Linked DNA regions of Mus musculus: region 1 is linked to region 2. Evidence: chromatin loops called from intact Hi-C (ENCODE). Cell type or tissue: heart. All regions are shown on one strand. Each heading gives the region's core, and the rest is flanking DNA. Links, peaks and the distances in the headings are about the cores only.

Region 1 (10,460 bases), core at 2,731-5,230, 660 kb after region 2:
TCTTCGACAGTGATGAATGCAAACTGGCTTCTTTACAATGCTTTCTGTGCTCAGTTGACCTTGAAGCTCCTCCAGCCTGATCCATCCCAAGATCCTGCAGGACACTCTGCAGTGCTGACCATAAGAATTCTTCAGTTGTCTTTCTGGGATGCTTCCAAAAAACAGTACTAAGGACTAAGATTCTGGAACTTCACTTGGCTGGGCTTTCTTAAATTCTGTGATTGGCAGCTTTGGTGAGGATGGCTATCTACACCGAGAATCCTTTTTCCTTGGGATTTTGATTGTACCGTCTCATTGTCACAGGGCTTGGAGCTTGACCCTCAAAAGACTGAAGCTATTTCTATATCTCCTCCTTCTTTGTGACCTCATGATCTAGTCATTTGTATATTTTTCTCTATGTGTCTCTAGCTCTCCATATCTCTCATCTTAGAATTTTTCTCTTTAACTCTGCTTCTTTGAATTTTATAGAATACTGTTTGGGCATGTTATACTTCCATAACCCCCCTCTACAGGCTGGTAAAGACTTGGCAAGGCTGGTAGATATAGATGTTACTAGCCAAGGCTAGATCAATGGTTCAGTGGTTAAGAGCACTGGCTGCTCATCAAGAGGTTCCAACTTCAACTCCAACCACTCACATGAGAGCTCACAATCATATTCAACTCCAGTCCCTAGGGATCTGATGTCCTGCCCTTTGGCCTCCAAAGGTAGCAGGTATGCAAGTGGTACACAGAAACACATGAAAACAAACACATCTACAAAAAGAAAAATAAATATTTTAATTGGATATCATTATTCTTTGACAATTAAGAATGTTCTTTTATTTTTGGTTGTGAGCCTAGCCTTTAATGGCTCAGCCATTTCTCCAGCCCAAGAATGTTCTTTTCCTCTATCTTTAATAGTTTATTTTCTCTCTTATCATTTTCTTCATATAGCTGTGGTAACTTTTCTCTCTTGTTTTCACTCCTTCTTTATTACTCCTCCCTCCCCTCCATATCATCTATCTTCTCCTATTCTTTCTATCTTCTCATTTTTTAAAAAAAAAAGAAAAATGAAAAAATTGATATGAACTTCTAGAATAATTTTATGGCTCACCTACACTCTCCTGTATTTTTTTGATTTTGAATTTTCATTTTTTTTATTTTCTTCTAAAATATCTTCTCAATTATATCATTCATCTTGACATTGGACTTTTAATATCTGCTTGCACTTTAAAGAATAAATGCTAAGGGCTCATTTTCTGAATACGGCTCCATGAATATGGCCAACGCCCTCTTGCCTCTCCTCAGAATGCCAAATACAGCATCTCTGAAATGTCTGCAGCATTAATCCAATCTCCTTATTACCTGTCTCCTTCCTTCCTAACTTCCTTTGCTTGTTTTGCTGTCTTCTGCATTACAGCTTTATCTCTTGGTCCTTTTCTTTTTTTAGTAAGGATTTAAAAACTTGTTGAAGTCATCTGTGCACATGGGTAGAACTTGTTCAATAATGAGCTTCAGGAAAAGACTCTGAGTTGAGAAGTTATTTCTGCTGACTGCCAGGCTTGTAGAAACCCTCACAAGTCCTGGGTCCTTTTTCTCTTGAGTGGCTCCTTTGCTTGAAGAAAAACTCTTTTCTCTCTTGTCTGAAAAGGGGCTGCTGCTAGTGCTGTAGGGGTGAGCAGGGAGAAAGCGTCTGAGGTTTCTTTTTCAGCATGAAGCCCTCACTTAATCCCTCTGTGTTTATGTGACACCTACCCTCCCTCTGCTCTGTGTAATGGCACAGATTCTACATCCTCTGGGGCAACATTCCCAGAAACTAAATTTCTAGTCTTAGGCTTGAATGAAGGAGGAAATATAAAGAGTGTTATCATTTGATTTAAAGCTGTAAGCAAGCCAGCACTGAACTCATTTCTCTGTTCCAACCTTCAAAAACACAGACTACCTCCAATGCTTGACTCCCAGAAGGACATAGAGGGAGTTATACATCGTCCCATGTTGGCTTTTATACCATTTCTACAAACACATAACTCTCAACCCTCAACCTTTTCTTCTCAACTTAGTCTCTTACCATTTACTTAGCTGATTTTCAACTCCTTCTGGATGTGGCTTACCTTCTCTCAGATACTCTCATGATCTCTTCTGCTTTGTATTTATATCTTTCTGTCATTTATTGAAGTTCATATAGAAAATTTAAAAAACAGGAGTGGTCAAATTGCCAGTTTAAATTTAAAAAAAAATGTTGGGTTGTTTTTCAATAAGTCTAACAAGGCCATGAGCATAGTTAAGAGTTGCATCTCTCATCATGATCCTTGTGTGGCCACACTGTACATATGGGAATGCAGCCCTGCCAGCCACTGACAACTGTGCTACTGCAATGAATAAGTGTTGTTTCTCTGCCTGCTGGTGAGAATGTCAACACGATCATGTGATGTCATCACACCATCCATAAAGGGTAAACTAAACTTATATCTACTCCCTGGAAATTCTAGATCTAAGAATTGCCCTGGCTTTACCATCAGGCATCATACAACCTAGTAGCAGAGGTGATAACATCAGATTTCCTGGGAAAAGAAATGATAAGCTACAGAATGTCACAACCTTTATCTGAGATATTTAGATGTAATAATATGCTTGGTGTAGTTACGCATTTCTATAATCCCAGCACCCAGATGAAGTCTGAGGCAAGAGGATCAGCACTAATTTGAGACTACCCTGTTCTTCATTTTAAGTTTTGGTTCGGTCTGATCTAACAGAATGAGACCCTAAATCAAGACAGAAGCATGCAGCACAAAGTAGATATATCATGCTTTACTTTGCCTTCCTGCCTTCAAAGCGCCCTCCTTCAGAGCACTCTTTGCCGCCTCTTTATTTTGCTTGATTAACTCACCACCAAGTCTCAACTTATTGCTAATCATGATCTCTACATTAATAACAGTTCAATTTATTGAGTGCCTATAGCAACCACGTGTACTACATCTTTACGTATACAATCATGTGGCACTGAACCTCATTAGGTGATGTTCTCATTAGGAGTGCTATGCAGTACATGAGGCATGATTTCATGTACTGTTTAAAGCAAACCTGTAAGGAAGAGCCCCCAATCTCCTCCATTCAGCAGGTGCAACATACTAAGGAATACTTTGCATAACACTTTGTCACAGGACTGCCCAATATTTCAGAATCACTTGAGTCATCTTCCAAACAATGCAAGGGTTAGTACACACCCAGAGCCAGAGGTCTTTGAGGAAACTGCCTAGCCTTTATGTGCTTTGGATTCTTTCCATAAAATGTACTCAGTAATAGCAATTACCACACAGAATTGTTGAAAGGATAAAGTAAGTTAATATCTGTAAAATACTTTAAATAGAACTTCCATTAATTAGTAAATAAATGCTTAGAAAGTACCCAAGGAGCTAAAAGGATCTGCAACCCTATAAGTGGAACAACATTATGAACTAACCAGTACCCCGGAGCTCTTGACTCTAGCTGCATATGTATCAAAAGATGGCCTAGTTGGCCATCACTGGAAAGAGAGGCCCATTGGACACGCAAACTTTATATGCCCCAGTACAGAGGAACGCCAAGGCCAAAAAGGGGGAGTGGGTGGGTAGGGGAGTGGGTGTGGGTGGGTATGGGGGACTTTTGGTATAGCATTGGAAATGTAAATGAGCTAAATACCTAATAAAAAATGGAAAAAAATAAAATAAATGCTTTCATTATATGCTCCCAGAGCTGATGGCTCATTTCTTCTATGAACAGGATCTTCTATCTGAATTTGAGTTGTGAATGTAGCTTCTAAAATACATTGGCCTTGTAGGGTAAATGCCTGCCCACCAACACTGCCATCAGTACCATCACACCTTTTCCAATGTACAAAAACTTTGAAACAAATTGTTTAACAGTTGAAATGATAGTACCATAGATTCTAGGTCTTGTCCCATGGTCAAAAATCCCAGATAGATGACTTCCTATAGGCTCCTTTTCCATTGGAATGGGGTATGCTGCTGCCACCTTACAACAATAAAAGCAGAATCTGGATTTTTGTTTTCTGAATCCCATCCATTATCTTCCATGGGACAATGAGCCCAAAGGGGACAAGGATCATGACTGTGCTGCTTAGAGTGTGGTGCCCTGCCACTTAGAGCAGAATATAAAATATGCTTCATAGATGTCTAATAAAGAATTCTTGTAGCAGTTGAATCCCTCTGCATGAGTTTCACCACAGGCAAAAGAAAAAGAAAAAGGAAACAAAAAGGGTGATAGAGGAATAATCATTCAAGTCCCAGCAGAATCATAATCACAGTTTACAGTAAAGACAAATATGATAATGGGCTCACTCAGAGGGACCAACTGCAAAACAGTGTTCATGATTTTCTGATCCTAGATGAGCTGATAAATTCCTAAGTTTCCATCACCAAATGGGTTAGTGAGAAAGCCAAATGAGATCATAGGCATGTAAGCACTCTGTGAGCTTGAAGCTGCCTGCTGTGGAGGTTACTAGGAAAGAACTCTCTCAGCCCATATCATTCTGAAAGTACAGTTGAGGCATTAGTTTAATAAACCTGTCATTCTCTGGGGTGTTTCATGAACTGTTGCCATCCCTGAAATCCTAAGTGCCTGTTAGATTCCTTGTGGATGACGAATAAATATAGATTGTGTGAGTCATGAAGTCAAGGGGGTGGGAGGAAGCAGGAAACTGTCCCCACATCCTTAGAAGACAAAGAGAATTGGAATGCTCAGAAAAGTTTGGGGAACTTCCCAGTGCACATAAGCCAACATTACAAACCACTAAACCAAAATGATCATTCTGTCTGCTCAGCAATAGGACAAACGGAAGATCTCACATCAGTTAAGACAGGAAAAGAGAGAAAAACATGTTTTATACTATCTAGAGACAAGTGATCACTTCCTCAGCCAATCAGTTTGGTTGGTTTATTAATTCACCAGTTTATTATTCAACAAATAGAGAAGGTGCATACCCTCTTCCCCTACGCTGGGCTCTCTGCTTGATACTTGTTAAAAAATAAGTGCAATGTACCCACACAGAGCTTGCAGCGGGAGAGATGATCAGTAGCCACTTTGTGCCTTTGGTTCTATGTTGGAACAGCCTAGTTTCTCACTCCAGGCTTATTCCACTAAAGAAACTATGGTGGCCAACAAAGGAGTAGCTGCATGCGTGTGTGCATGCATGTAAGTGTGTGTGTGTGTGTGTGTGTGTGTGTGTGTGTGTGTGTGCCCATACACACGCAGATGCTTATATCACAGCGTACATTTGGAAGCCAGAGAACAGCTTCTATCACTTGGGTTCCAGGGACAGAGCTCCAGTTGTCAGGCTTGGCAGTAAGCGCTTTTAGACCCTGAGCTATCTTCACTTGTTGCCTTACCAGACACAATATTTCCCAGCCCCCATGTTCGTCTTGCTGTTTTTCACAGTGGATGGAATGAAAATGATAGGAGATCTTTGGCATAAAGAAGCGGTAATCTCTGCCCTAACTTCCCATTCTTCCTGCTGACAAGGATACCTAAAGGATTGCTGACTACAAAGAATACAGAAACTTTTTTCTATTGGCGTTTTGAAATGTATTTGTTAAAGCCACTAGCATTTCGCTCATATTAAAAGTAACGTAGGTAAAGGGTGGAAAAGAAGGAAAGTCACAGAAGCGTGGCGTGCACAAGGAGAGTGAATAATCCCTGTGCTTTGGAGGGTGAATGTGGGAGGGAAGGAGATCAACTGGAAAGGTAATTTGGATCTGTGAATGACAGGCACAAAGTTTGAACTCTCAAGTAAACAGAGTTCCAGAGAGAAATCAGATATGGGATACATATCTCCTTTAAAGCCAATAGAATGTTTGTACTTCCCATGTGTGCAGTGGTCAGGAAAAATCCTGGGCCTTGGATAACAACTTGTTTATGACTATTAAGTAAAAAAAGCCCATGTTCACCTGCCCTTGTTCACATCCATATTCTTATACAGGCACATAAGTACAAATGTCTATGTGCATGCACATTCACATGTATAGCCACAAAGCACTGACATTTAGACATGTAGGCATACTGTACAGACACAGAAGCATATGTGCATACATAAAATATGAGTATGCCTATATGTGAAGTTGGATGCACATGCACACAAATGTATTTTACACATAAAGTGTTATACTAAGCAGTATTCCAAACGATGTGCTCTCTTATAGAGGCAATTAAATACCTATGTATTGATTTCTCAGCTTTGGTCTGACTTAACAGTGACCTAAACATTGTCACTGGGAGAAGGGGAGTGGCACTTTCTTTAACTATAGCACTTGCACATTACTTGTGTTTTAACAGTGTTGTGAATCCAACTTTTTGTATTTGCCTCCTGAAAGACAGTTGGTAATAGAAAGGGTCTTGCTCAAGGGAAAGCAGAAAGCACTTTCCTTTTCTAATTTCATTTCCCTTCCCCTTTCATCTTGTTCTTAAAACATGCTCTTCTACAGAGTCCACAGAGCCTTCTCAGGTGAGTTCAGAAGGTCCCCAGAGCTGCCAACAGATCTCCTCCAGCGAAAAGCGTATGCAAAAGGCAGGCTGCTACCCAGAGGGATACAGCAGATGGCAGGGTCATTGTGCCCAGCTCAGATGGCTTACCCAGGTGGAAAGGTATCACGGAGCTGGAAGCAGAGCTCTGGAAATTATTCCTGGCCCGCTTCACCTTCTCATGCTGACAATCCCACATCCTTCTGAGATGTGAATTTTGGAGGCTGGAGAGCCCAGATGCAAGGTTTGATTTCTCCCGGAGAGAACAACTTGGTTTGAGCGCCTGTTTCTATAGGGGACATAATGGCCACAGCACTGTACATTGCTTGCTAGCAGTTACTGGTGCCTAAATCAGTTTAATTTTCTTCCCTTCGTACGATACTGACTTACCTCAAAGCCATCTCTAACTGGCACACAGAAGCCAACAACAGCTACTGCTCAGCAAAAGCCCATATGGAATCGCTTGCTATGAGTGTGGCTTAAAGTCAAAGCTTTGTGACTGGCCTGCAAGAGGAGCAGCAAGGGAATTACGATCAGATTCAACCAAATGTTAGATGAAGGCAAGCAACGTTTTCCCTATAAAAAATATCTTTTCTTGGTGTTTCTCTTTTTCTAAGAGCCACAAAAGAATGAGAAAGACTCAGACTGCGAAAGTCTTGCTGAGAGCACCTAGATCTTTCTGACGTTTGTCTTCAGAAAACAAATCGTATCATATCCCAATTCAGTATCTTCACAGTTACTTAGGTCAATGTCAGCACCCATTAGGTGACAGCATTGAAGATGTCTACTGCCAGAACAGAGGAATTCTTTTTATTCCATTTTTTTTTTGCTGGTGAGATACTGTCTACCACAGCTATTCCGTTCCGGTTGTATCTTGTCTCTTTGTCGCAAAAGTCACAGTGTCAGACAAACAAATAAGTAACCAACTTCTAGTGTGCCAGGATGAAGAGCTCTTGCATTAAATTGGCATTTGAAGTCGCTGCTCAGTAGCCCCGTGATGTACTTTCTTTCTCAAAGTCGAGTTGACCTTGAACCTGAACAATGTTTAAAAGGCAAGAGTGAGGAAATGTTGGCTGTGCTTTTTCAAGAGATATGACTGGAATAGAATTCTTGGACTTGGAAAAATTGTGTGTATGTTTTTATATTTCTATGTTTATATTTTAATGCTCTGTTCAGTAGCCTTCAAATACATCAAACCTGGAACTTTGCCTTCAGTGTGGCCATATCCCATCCCAAGTGTTTCCCATTCTACCCATAGGGAGGCATCTAAGAGCTGACAAGATACTGACTTTAGAGTCTCACTACCTAGGCTCTGCAAATCCAAAATAATCTCATAAATATGAATTTCAATAAACCTCTCAGGTAACTCTTAAAACCCAACCAGAAAGCAATAATTGAGCCAAAAGCTAACTTCAATGTCAACGTTTGAAATTTCCTTTAAGGAAATCCTATAGACAGGATTGGTCTAGAATTCTATTTTGCTGAAGGTAATATTATTATTTTTCATGATGAGAGGTGGAAAAAGAGATGAATAAGAGGACATTATATAAAAGGAAAGACTGGGTACTTTATCCCCAATTCCCTAGAGACAGAGATGCAGAGAGAAATACCTGTGCGAAGTGGATTCAGAGGATGTCATCACAGGGGAGAGGAAGAGAGAGGTAGAACAGGAAACACGGGGATCTAGACAGACACATGGCCTAGCTTCAGCCTCAGACCATAGAAAGCTTTGTAAAAGGGAATCATTGTGTGTAATAGGTCCCACTCTGAGGTCAAGGTTAAACATTTGCCTCTCCTGTAAGTCAGTCATTTCGTTCTGCACTACCTCTGAAAGTCAGGCTCATGATCCCCGGTATGTTTCCTTTGGTTTCCTTCCGCTGAGGACAGTTTGTTCTACAGAAGCAGCAACAATTGTGAACTTAGAGAACCAACACTCCCCCCTAGCAATTAGGGGAAAAAATGGATCAATTCAAACCATGCCATCTGGAGGTCTACCTTCATCATCAGCTACAGGGAGGAACTGGAGAAGGCAATAAACAATTCCCAGGAAAGAGAAACATGAACAATGGATGCTCTGCTGTCTGCTATCATAGTCAACAGCCATAACAGCACTAAATGCTAGTGTTTACTTCCCAAGGTATGTACCACAGAGACACCACACAGTTCTGGATCATTGAACATCGAAAGCTTTACCAGGAGCACCTGATCTGCTCTCTCCAGACTCTATGAGACTGAAAAGGACTAAGCCACAGAAAGGCAATATGTCACAACAGGCCATAGAATCCAAGAGTTGACCAACTAAGAGTTCATCTCTCCCTAGTGCACAGGATAAGGCACTATTGCATTATCTTTAATTCCAGGGGGAAAAATTGTCCTGTTGGTTAAACTGAAATACAGTACAAGACTACTATAGATTAAATTTTAAAATTTCAACCATTAATGTGAGATAAAAGCCTATCTTGGATAAATTAATGCAGCTTACATTTTCTATCTGACCCAACATTTCTTAAATTATTCTGTCCAATAAATCTCTTCTGAAACCAAAGATACACTTCAACTTCAGCTTTCCTGCCCATCACTCCATAGGCCTCATTTAGGAAGGGAATGTGCGGCTAGCAATGACCCCAAGTTGGTTCCATTATCACTACATTTCTACATAGTTCTCACAAATCCCTATGGTTAGTGTTCCTAAAAGTCAATAAGCATTTGACAGTATTTTACTAAACAGTAAATGTTAAAGACTCCCACTATTTCCCTTCTTAAATCAGGTCAATGACCTTTCTGTATTTCATACGCCTCTCATCCTCATTTCCAACCAATCCTACAACTGTGATGCTCTTTGCCCTTCCAGGCCTTGCTATTTAATACACTTGATGCTTTACCCCTGTAAAAATTTTTCTTTACAGTTTGTTAGCTCACATGACTTGGGTCTCTAGATTATCCTTGTTCTATCATGTCCATCTTGGAACCACTCATCCTTGTGGTAAATATAGTATGAAAATATTATAGAAAGCATTTTATTAGTGTGGGTAGGTATCTATGGCAGCACTTATAGATGACGTTATATGGGTTTTCTCCTTGTGTTTCAGAGACTTACGAGCCCTTGGGGTTGTATCAGTGTTTTCAAATGCACATTGCACTCAGCCGACATGACAAAATTCCACACCTTGCCTCCCTTCCACCTCTAGCTGAGTTGGGCTTGCCTCTGTCCGTTTCTGCGGATGCCCTATGTCATCATGACAGTGAGTCTCTGTGGCTGAATTGCTAAGTGTCAATGTTGCGTTTCACTTCTCCAGCACGCTCATTTCTTATTAAATTGTTAGGGTTTCTACTTTTCAAAGATTTTCTGTTGAGCCACGTGAACTTTTGCCTTTGCTGACGGTGGAATGTGGCTTGCCCTTTTTGTAAACCCCGGCAATCTATTTCCTAAAGCCCGAGATATCATGCTGCATGTCTCCTAAACTGCCCCCTCCCTCTTTCCATCTTGCCTTCCTCTCCTCCCTTTCTCACTCCATCTCTCCCCAAGTATCTGACTGATTCATGCACTATTTTTTACAGCATGCCTTTCACAAAGCAGATCTTTTATAATTTGGTCCAGGACATTGTCCTCTGGTTCTCTCTCCTTGCTTCATATTTCTGAATTGTCAGCAAGCCTAAAATTTGTCAGACGCCGTGTGTGTATGTTGTTTCTTTCTCTTTTTTTCTTTCTTCCTCTTTTCGTAGAATAAGACAGCAGCAGACATTCCAACGGGTGCATTCCACCCTCCTTGCAAGGCCAGTTTAGTAATCTGCCTTCAGAAACCTTAATCCATATCCTCTGCCTGGTGTGTTGGTCTGCAGAACACTTAGGAATATCACTTCTAATTCTCTTTATCTTATCATCCCTGGGAGGAGAATTTGCAATGTTCATTCTCTCTGCAGAAGGGAAATCTCTCCAAGCTGCAGCTGCCACCTGGGTTTCCAGAGAT
Region 2 (10,460 bases), core at 4,273-6,772:
CTCACTCATTCCTTCCCTGTGAATGTTTTGCCTGTTCACTGTTGGCAGTGCTTCTTGAATTCTGATGCATTTACCAAATCTATCCATTGGATACTCAGGACCTGATAAGTTTGCTCATTTTGAGTATATCCTTTCTAGCCAAGGGAGCTGCTTAATAAACTCAGTTATGACCAGGATTTAATCTTAATGTAGTCTTTGGACCTTGTTGAGGCACAAACAAACAAAGCATTGGCTGCTTGTTTAGTGACCAGTCGCAACTGTGAGAGGGAGGTCCTATGCAGAACTGAGGGAAGTCCAGACAATCCCTGATATTAACTCTTCTTGTTGATCACCCCTCTACACAGCAAACAAATAGAATTTACCACTTGTCATTAATTTAATTACATCAGAATTCTCATAGCTTCCCCTTTCTTTTCTAGGAAGAACTTTTCAATTTTAAATACATCATAGACATTTACAACAAAAGGTCATAGTGACACTTGATCAGCTAAGACAATGCAAACTTGTAAAATATTGCTTGTTAGAATAATTACATAGAAACAAAAACATTACCAAATGTTCTAACAATTAAGGTAGGTTATTCCACTGCTAGAATTTCCTGAGCTAAAAGGCCAATAAAAATTGTGCTAAATAATTGATGACAAGTTAAACAAGAGATAGAAGAAATTTGCATATATAAATTTAAGTGATTTTATTATTTTTGTGAGGTTTCTTCCAGAATTCTATATCTTGAGGTGATAAATACTTTTTTATATGCCCACAGTGCAGTTCTCAAGCTCTGCCAGTAAAAACCTTTGCCTCTGGAGGATCACAGATCCAAATTACGTTAAAACTCTAAAGAAAGCTAGCAGAACACAACATTGGGCAGGGTAGTTACAGTGAGCTTTACTTAGTGCCTTGTTCCTTTGCACTCCAAAGTCTGGAGGATGAAGCTTAGAGAGGAAGCCTTGTTTGTGGGAAAAAAGGGCCTCTGAGCACAACACATGTAATTCCCGTCACTCTATAAGACAACAGGAAGGCAGTTCTTGGCCATTCCTCCTACTTTGCTGTTTTGATATGAAAAAGAAATCTCCTATTGCCATGTGACGGGGCATGATGATGAAGGAGGGTGACAAGGTATCCCAATTTATGACTAGGATACTAGTGTGACTGTTGACTACTAACACCCACTTCTTTCCTACCATATTCCAGCTGGTAAAGAGTTATTGTCTTGATCTCTGGATAAAAGTCAATACTGGATACTTCTGTATCTTATTCAAGAGTACGTGAATTTAAACACTCTGGGTAAATCTAGTAGAGAGGTCAATAAATCCATCATTTGACAGTAAAGAAAAGTAAGCATTTGAAAGTGTTTTGCAATGCTCGTATAAGTTCTCTCTCTCTCTCTCTCTCTCTCTCTCTCTCTCTCTCTCTCTCTCTCTCTCTCCTTTTATAACTTGCTATCATTAGAAGATAAGAAGGAACAGAAATGAGTGACACAGGGGAAAAAGCCACAAGAAATATCAGTTTGATGTACAAACATCACTGGGAAAGAATGAGAGAATGCAGCTAAAGAAACTCGCTGTAAAAGCAGATTATACCTTTGAAGCTGGGGAAAAGAATTGACACTGTAGAAAATCCAATCAGCTATGTAGATACAGACTTGAAAGTTCTCCCTGAGAAAAACAAGTCAAAAATACATTTTTAAAGAAAGAAATGATGATGGATTACAAAGGGAGAAAAGCCACCTGATTTAAGAATATACTGAGTCCAAGAAGGACGTGAGAGTGATTAAAATCAGATTAGTAATGAACCGATGAACCTATTGTGACCCACCAGAAAGAGACACTGGACCTAATCTAGGAAAAATTTATATATAAGGATTAAAAAATATTACCTTCATGAGAGAAGGGTTGGCTAATATTTAGAAGACATTGGGCTCAAATTGACCTAAAAATGGAAGAAAAGAAAAAGTTTAAAGCAACAGCAAGCGGGGAAAAGAGAGAGGACAGTGTAAAAAGTATAGGAATGAAAGGTGAGCCTCTATTCTGTGAGATCACGAGGTATATCTAAATCAGGGTTGTCTATTAGAAGTATAAAGATGGCAATAAACATGACTTTAAATTTTATAACAGCCATATCTAAGTAATAAGAGAGACAGTTGTAATTTTCTTTAATAGTATATTTTATTTAACTCAATGTGGATCAAATAAAATTTGTTTATTTATCTATCTATCCAGGTCTAGGTATCTGAGATCAGCTATAGATTTAAACTGTTAGCATGCCTCAATTCAGTCCAGGGGCTTTGCAGTCCTCAACAGTCCTAAGTAGCAAGTGCCTACCACACTGGGTAGTGCAAAAAAGAGAATTTTGCACAAAAAATCGACTCTCAGAGCTGGATTTGGTACGTTTTATGTGAGATGGCAACAGAAACAACAATGAATTTCACCCAAATTATTTGAAATCAATTTAATCTAGCCATTAATTCAGTATTTGTGAATAGAAGATGAGCATAAGGGATGTCCTATTTTACCTACGTTGCATTTTATTTTTGAAAAAAAAAAAAACTCATAGAGTGTAAAACTAGCAGGCACCAAAGCATAGAGCATGAATACAAGAAAATCATAACAATGAGAATTCATTTCAATATTTAACATGTTTCTTCATGCAATATTTAAATACTGTTTAAATTGATATAATGAACATTTTTGTTTTCAGAAAAAAAGTGATCTGACCTTAATAACATACTACATGGGCATTATAGAGACGTGGAATGAGAAAAGACTTTGGGTTTGAGGTACTTACATATTATAGAAAGCTAAGACAATCATAACAAATATCTGTATCTGTATATAGCTATATCATCTCTATCTATCTATCTATCTATCTATCTATCTATCTATCTATCTATCTATCTATCTATCTATGGAGGTGCCTATCTAGAGTGGCACCTCCATTGAGGAGAGAGATGGTTGCTTGGGGGTATGAGTTGAGGTGCTGAGTTGAGGTCAAAAATGAGGTTACATCCTTTGGTGGAAGTATGGATTGCTGGCACAAGAGTAAAGTTGTTCATTGGAATTAGGGAATGTAGCACATAGCTGGATTCATGCAATGACAGAGCCAACTCTGCAACTCCAAGGTTTATGAAAATATAATGCAGACACATAGTTATTAGGAATTGAGAGTAGTAAATCACTAGAGAATTAATGATAAAAATAGCAACAAACCCTAGTAACTAATAATAATTAAAACCTTTTACATCTGTGACTAAGCTTTTCAACAGCAAAAGATTTATCCCACATCAACACTCATCTAGGGGAATCTTCGGTCTAAGTCCTATGATATATATGTGAAGGGCATTCATTGTGAAGGGCACCGAGAGAGTATGATGAAAGGAAGGTGTTCAGGAAAGAGCTGACGCCTCGGCTTTTCTGTCCTTGGACACATCTCTAGGGTGCTGGTTACCAAAGTTCAGTCTAATATCAGATTGCTAAAGGACCTCACATTTTAAAAAAAGTCAACATATTTTCCATAATTTAAATGTGTCCTTGTAAACTGTCCAGCTTCCTGCGACGTCAAAAGGAAATCATGTAGACTTGGCACACATTATTCTTAGATGCAAATTAGCTAATGAAATAACTCTCTTCTCATGTTGATCTATCAAGGCTGTTGAAATTAATTCAAGATTAGAATCTGTCATAAAATATTAATCACAGGGCCTATTGGCCCAGAGATCCCTGCTAGCCATGATGCTATCCAAGCCTGTTGCCTTTGATTGAATCTAGCATCAGTTTCTTTTACAGTGAATCAAGTAAAGACAAACAATAGTAACAGTGTTGCTAAAGAGCACAGTGACAATTACTAATGTGCGATAGGTTTTACTTTTTTATTGAACACTGGTGATTAATGCTTCTATGTACAATGTTAAGTCATTCTCCAAAAATTGTAAGATTCTGTTATTATAATCCCAATATTATATAGGTGTAAACTGAGGTTTACAAAGTTGATTAATATATCTAAAGCAAAAAGCTAATCAACAAAGGAGTGAAAAAACTACCCCAAACGTGTCTAATCCAGAATTCATGATACTGAGCATTTTAGGACCTCTCTACAAAAGCTTGAGTTATTTATGGTTATGCCTTTTGTTTGACTTGTCATGGAAGGGGTGCACTGCTGTGGTCAAATTTATATCAAAGAACTAGTGTAGAACCACCAATGCTTCCAACTATCACAGAATGAACGTACCACATTATCACCTTGAAACATCTCAATTACTAACTTCACAATTTAACTGACGACTAAGCTGAAGGCAAAGCTAAGTCAGACATTACTACCTTTGCCTTCAACTCAGTTGTCAGTTAAATTGTGTTTGGGTAAATATGTAAGCTTTGCAACTGATATCAGGGAGATTGTTACAGATTTGAAGACAATGTATACTTGAACATCACAGGTGCTAAAAAACCAATCTTACAAGAGTGGTTTGGGGACACATATAGTTTAGGCAATGGGAGTGACATGGGAGTAGTATATTTCACAGCAGTAGATCCTGGGTGTTGGCTAGAATCTGACTTTTATCAACGGATCATCTTTAATACATCAGTTCTTGACAACTAACTGGGTCTTGTCAAGTGAAGACAAAAATCATGTGCGAGACAGGGGATACAAACTTATAGTACAATGAGGTATGACTGTGAGGAAATAAACAGGAGGATTGCAAAGATTGAACTAAGGCAGTTTCCATTTTGAAAAGACATTTGTGAAGACAGAATCAAGGCAAGGACCCAATACAATGGAAATATATATGTATAAAGTGAAAAGGTACAAAATTATATTACATTTATGATTAACACTGAACAATTTCCTCTAGAAAAATGAGAACTGTACGTTACTTGTTTGTTTATGTTTCTTCCATCAATGCTTTGAACTTACAGAAAGCCTTTTGAAAGTCATAATTTCACTTGTGCTTTTTAGTACAAGCCTTCAGAGTACAATCATGTCTTTGAACAATGTGCCAGATGGTTAGATAAACACAGCTACCATCAGATGGGTGAATGGCTTCATTTTTCATCTTCCTACAGCTTGAAAATGGATATACAGTAAAGCTCTCATGTTCTCATGAAATGTGAGGATTCTTCTTCAGGACTAATCTTTCTCCATCAGGCAGAAAATCCTGGTATCAACTAACCAAAGATTACTCAAATTGTCTCCTGGACTCTAGCTGTCTCCTCCTTAGCCCCAACACCCTCAACCCCGTTAGAGGCATGAGCGAGGCTGAGCAGCGACCACCAGGTGGCGCCAACCTACAATCAGGGAACAACATATTTATTGAGGCCCAATGTTTTTGCCAGGATTACTATGACTAATTATGATCTCACATATTTGGTGACTAAGTTTTCAGACCCTGCTGATATTATTCTACAGATAATAAAATTAAGTTGTATAGTTTATTCATGTTTATACAGTATGCTACTGTCTATAGTCCAAAGTCAGGCTCCACAGTAAGTATATAATCAGGAGTCTAGGAGCTCACAGTCCAATATAGCTCCCTTCTACCCACGGTATGAGGTAGAACTGACCATTTCGGAGCCTATGCAATCAACTACAACTCATTTATGCTGCACTGAGACCGAAGGACTATGTTGTGTAAGCATGAAAGAAAATAAAATCCAAACAAACAAAGCTCAAGGTGTGTTGCTAATACACTCACTCATACTCTGATTTCGTGTATTAATCATGGACATTTTTTTCTGTAATGAATACTCAATAATTCAATCAATATTTCTCTGGGGATCAGCCGTTACTCATCACGCAGGAAGCTTTGACTCCAATCTAAAGAACCATCAGACCTCGTGTTCAGGAGTAGAGGCAGGAGAATCTCAAGTTCAAAGCCATCCTCCTTTCCTACTGTGCAAGACTGTAGATCGTTTTAGTAACATGTCTCAAAAGAAGAAAAGAAAACAAACAAACAAATGAAACAAAACCCTAACCACCACCGAAGTCTAGGAACACCATTCCACGTAATTTAACAGCTATCTGACAAGAATTGGTAAAATATCCACCCCAAGGTGAGTATGATGGAGACTATGGAAAACACTGTCATGGTTTCTAATGTAAAGGACTGAGTAACCTATTAGTGGAGTTGAAATAAATGGAAACAGGGGAGGGGAACGCAGATAATGTAAGACGAGTATTAGACGCAATGACAACGCAGCTCTTATCAGAGAACATGGAAGTGACTGAGCCCAGGGATGACGAGCACAATCTTATACAAAAGACTAAGAGTTTGATTTTTTTGTCACGAAGGGAGGCTGTGATATAAACACTCTGAAAAGAAAGAGCTGTTAGCCATTCGGCTTCATCTCTTTGCTTTCCTCTGACTCAGTGGTTCCATTTGGGTTAATTCGATCCTTGACGCTCCCAGCAGATTCTTATCAGGGCAGTTTTGTAATAGCTGCTGACCTATCAGTGGGGAATATTGAGAGACATGCACGGAGTATAATTTTTCAGCAGCCACAGGGCAGGTGATGCTGGAAAGGCAGCTCTCTTTTAAATGTATCAGCACTTCCAAGTCTGCAGCGCATAAAAGTTGCTCACAGTTTGTATCTGTGCCAGGAAGATGAAGGCAATGCCTGCTCCACACACCAGTGGTGAGATGTGTGATTTCACCCTTGGAGAATGTGACAGAGTAATCGACTTTGATGATTAATCCATTGTCACAGGAGGCTCAGCATTGGTGGAGATGAATTTGCTGCCTTAAGTGACTCCCCTGTTGTGCTGCATTCTTTAAAACTCTTAGGGAGTTGATACACGGTGAGAGGGGATGAGACTGCAAACCTCAGGAAGTCACTCCGACTCTTTTAGACTTGTGAAAAAGCACACAAGGCAGCTACATGTTTTCTTTGGGCGTCCAGATTTGACTAAATCAAGGGATCTTAGAGAATACATCCCTTCTGGGAAATTCTTGATAATAGGAACACATGATCTCACACAAGGTTTAGAAGACTTCCTGTAAATCATGGAAAGTGTGTTAGAGGGGCTCTGCGGGGCACTGCTTCGTTATTAACATACCTGACCCAGTATTATCACATGTAGTATATGAGTCACATACACTAACATATCATGTATAACACAATGGGCGTATATATTTCTTCACATATATGCATGTTAATGAAAGTCACATAAACAGATGAATACATGCTACAAGTTACTTCTTACAAGTCAAACCAAGAGAAGTCATTTTGCCTGCTAGCGTCCCTTTTCCCTGACCTCCAAATGGACATGGTTTCAGATTATGAAAAACTACTTGAGAATTTAGCCATTCTGTCTTTGAGAGAAAAGACAATAATATTATATTTATAATTTATTAATACATATTATATTAGAGGCTACATATAGCTCAGGTGGACTGAATAGGAAATTGTAGGCTTCTTGGCCCAAACCCCAGAACTTCTGAATCAGGAGGTCTGGATCAAGGTCTGAGAAATCTACAGGCCTCCTCTCAGCAGAGGAGTCTGGAGCAGATTGTCTGAAAACCACATTTTGACAATACAAAAAAAATTGTAACTGAATAAGTTAGATGTAGACTGGGATTTAGCTCTATCACTCTGTGGCTATTTATCACTAAACAAAACCATTAAAATATATAAACTTTAGTTTCAATGACAGCCTAATAAAATGTTTACTATTTGACCCCCTAAAAACATGTATGAATGAGAGTATATAGACACACATATAAAGGCTTCCTAATATATTTGTAGAAATCACATGTAGTACATAATACAAACCAAATAATAAAACATATAGCTGTCTCTCAGCACAGCAAGTTAGAATGCACTTTCTGGTCTTTGAGCAATTTTTGTTTCCATAGTCAGACTAAGTTGTAGATGACCGACAGCTGTTGTTCTAATATGACTGCTGCTCCCTTGTTCTGGTGTCCTCGCAAGGCTAAAGTGAAACACCAAAGACATATATCAGAACATAGTGCTTGCCTTAGGGATGAGCAGTGACTTCATGGGACAAGGTCAGACCTTTAAATACCACAATGTGATTTTCTCTAAATTTTGCATTTTTCCCAGTGGGCTAGCTAGATAAGGAACATTGTAAAGTTTAACTGACATTATTTAAACAATTCTCTTGATTTCTCTAGGTAAGAAACAAATAATACTCAGTTTGTAGCTTGTGCCAATTTACATAAAACAAACATCATTACCATGGCCAAATTTAATCTAGCAATGTGATGCTGATACACCTTCATAGACAACATGTGTATGTGTACGCATGTATGTATGTATGCATGTATGTATATATGTATGTATGCATGTATATATTTACTATGCTGACATAATGGTTTCAAACAAACTCAAAATATTAAATCACAGATGAGTAAAATAATTAAAAAGCAATAGAATTATTATTTATTACAATTTAATTTATTTTAACTTCACATCATGGATTTTGAATTTCACCAAATTTACTATCTGAGGAGCTTAAAATGTCATAGAAAGGAAGAACACACAGAATACATGGAAATGGGAACTGTCTCCCTCCCTCCCTCCCTCTCTCTCTCTCTCTCTCTCTCTCTATATATATATATATATATATACATGTATATATATGTCATAGTAAGAAAGAGCACATAGCATACACAGAAATGGGAACTTCGGCTAGTTTGTGGAGGATCCTCACAAGGATACAATCTGCCCTATGCGTTAGGTAAACCACTACACAGTAGTCTCTTAAATGGAGTTCTAATTATCCAAGAATATTTAAGGCATGAATCTGAGTTATAGTCATTGGGTGAATGATGTACTCTATGTCAGAAAATTAGCTCAAAAGTACAGAGTATAAATGTTTTTTAATAGTGAAATCAGGAAACAGCTATAAAAATACAATAAAGATTTGACCAATTCCTTAGGAAAGGGGCATTAACTGCTTTGGTCTTTGTGCATCCAATATCCTTGTTGTTTTGTTTGTTTGTTTGAAAATCTGTTCAAAATGCCTTTTGTTACCTTGTACAACTGAAAAGTTACAGGTTTATGGTAAAACAAACAAGCAAACAAACAAAAATCCCACAAAGCTCACAGAGAGAGAGAGAGAGAGTACAGGGACAAAGGTCAGAGCCCAAAATGGTAACAAAGCTTCAGGTTGGCTGGTGAGAAGCTGAGTGGAAATAGGGAAAGAGAGAAATACACCATCATGGGGCTAGAATGTAGAGAGCACTCACTCTGCTGGGGGTGTGGGTGAGAAGGGCCCTAGTGTACATGCACACTGCAACCTAGCTTCCCTTTTAATGATGCAGAGAGCAGGACACAGAGAAGTTACAAGAAGCCACAAGACCATCCACATAGGACGGTGGGCATCAATGCTTATGGGTATCATAAGCAAGGGCTTTGGAGAGCTCTTTCAAAACCACTACAAATATAGAAACGCAATGCTTACAAACACACATACGAGCACACGCACCCTGCCTTGTGTTTTCAAGCTTTATGAGATTTAGCTTATGGCATGGTTCCAGTCCTGAACTTAAACTATATTTCCTACAGAGTTTTGGAAGAGTAGAAATGGTTACCCCCTCCTCCCCGCATGTCTTTCCATTTGAACATAGAAAGTGGTTCTGTTTCCCTTTCATGAATATTAAAAAGAAATTGCTTTTCCTAACCCACATTTGAATTAAGCTTGACTTGATTTGTCAAATGTAATATGGGTAGAAGTTATATATTCATTAATAGCCAGTGGGCATTTCTCCACATCCTAGCTTCCTAGCACAGTGATCAAAGAAGTCTGTGCTGGGCTCTACTCTTCGGGGTTCCTCAACGAACGCAAGAGACAGAACTTTGCCAATGACCACACTAGGCATGATACATAATTGGAAGGCAAAACATTTTTCCAGACCCATGAGTTAAGTATAATTTAATCTATGGCAAACAGCATACTCATCCCCATCTTAAAATGAATGTTTGATTTAAAAAAACAAAGCTTCCAGCTGGATAACAGTTACAGAACTTCTCCATCCTTGCAACAATACTACGTCACTCCACTAGTCCTTGCTAGCCATATATGTGACCTCACCAAAGTTAATCCGGTTTAATGTGCACAACTGCAAGTTCCTATAACAGATAAGAGACAGTGTAGGTTCAAAGCTTGGGCAGAGCTTGGAGGAAGCCAAAATGTGTAGACGCTACCCCTGTCCCAAATGGAGCTGCGTTTGGAGTTTCATAACGAAATCCAAAACCTGAGCAGATGGTCTCATGTTTCATTCTGCACCTATCATGCTGCTCAAACTTTGGTGTCTTTTTCAGGTATCATCCTACAAAACATTCCTGAAAAAACCCTTTAAATAAATAATGACTCCGATTCCTAGCACCATCTATTAAATTTATTATACTCTGCTGCTTTTTGTGTACAAAAATCATAGGTGTTGGAGAGACGGCCCCATGTTTAAGAGCACTGGCAGCTCTTTGAGGGGATGACATTTCCAGCAC

What was found. Hi-C counts contacts between places; a loop is a spot of excess contacts. Peaks named below come from ENCODE experiments on the same cell type or tissue, not always from the same donor. Only the 100,000 strongest peaks of a DNase experiment are listed, where the experiment ranks them.
Region 1: it touches region 2 in a loop (2.0-fold over the local background); 2 of 42 quality-filtered maps call a loop at or near these places.

Annotation. Positions count from the first base shown.
Region 1 is chr15:40,358,521-40,368,980 of GRCm38, reverse strand. No RefSeq gene overlaps it. Among named protein-coding and RNA genes, the nearest start is that of Gm41311, 20 kb to the right of the region's middle. In heart, for the core only: no CTCF peak of the experiment used is centred there; no DNase peak of the experiment used is centred there; H3K27ac peaks cover 508 bases.
Region 2 is chr15:41,024,717-41,035,176 of GRCm38, reverse strand. The region is part of intron 5 of Zfpm2 (zinc finger protein, multitype 2); the gene reads right to left. Among named protein-coding and RNA genes, the nearest start is that of Gm46502, 140 kb to the left of the region's middle. In heart, for the core only: no CTCF peak of the experiment used is centred there; a DNase peak (open chromatin) is centred at 5,256.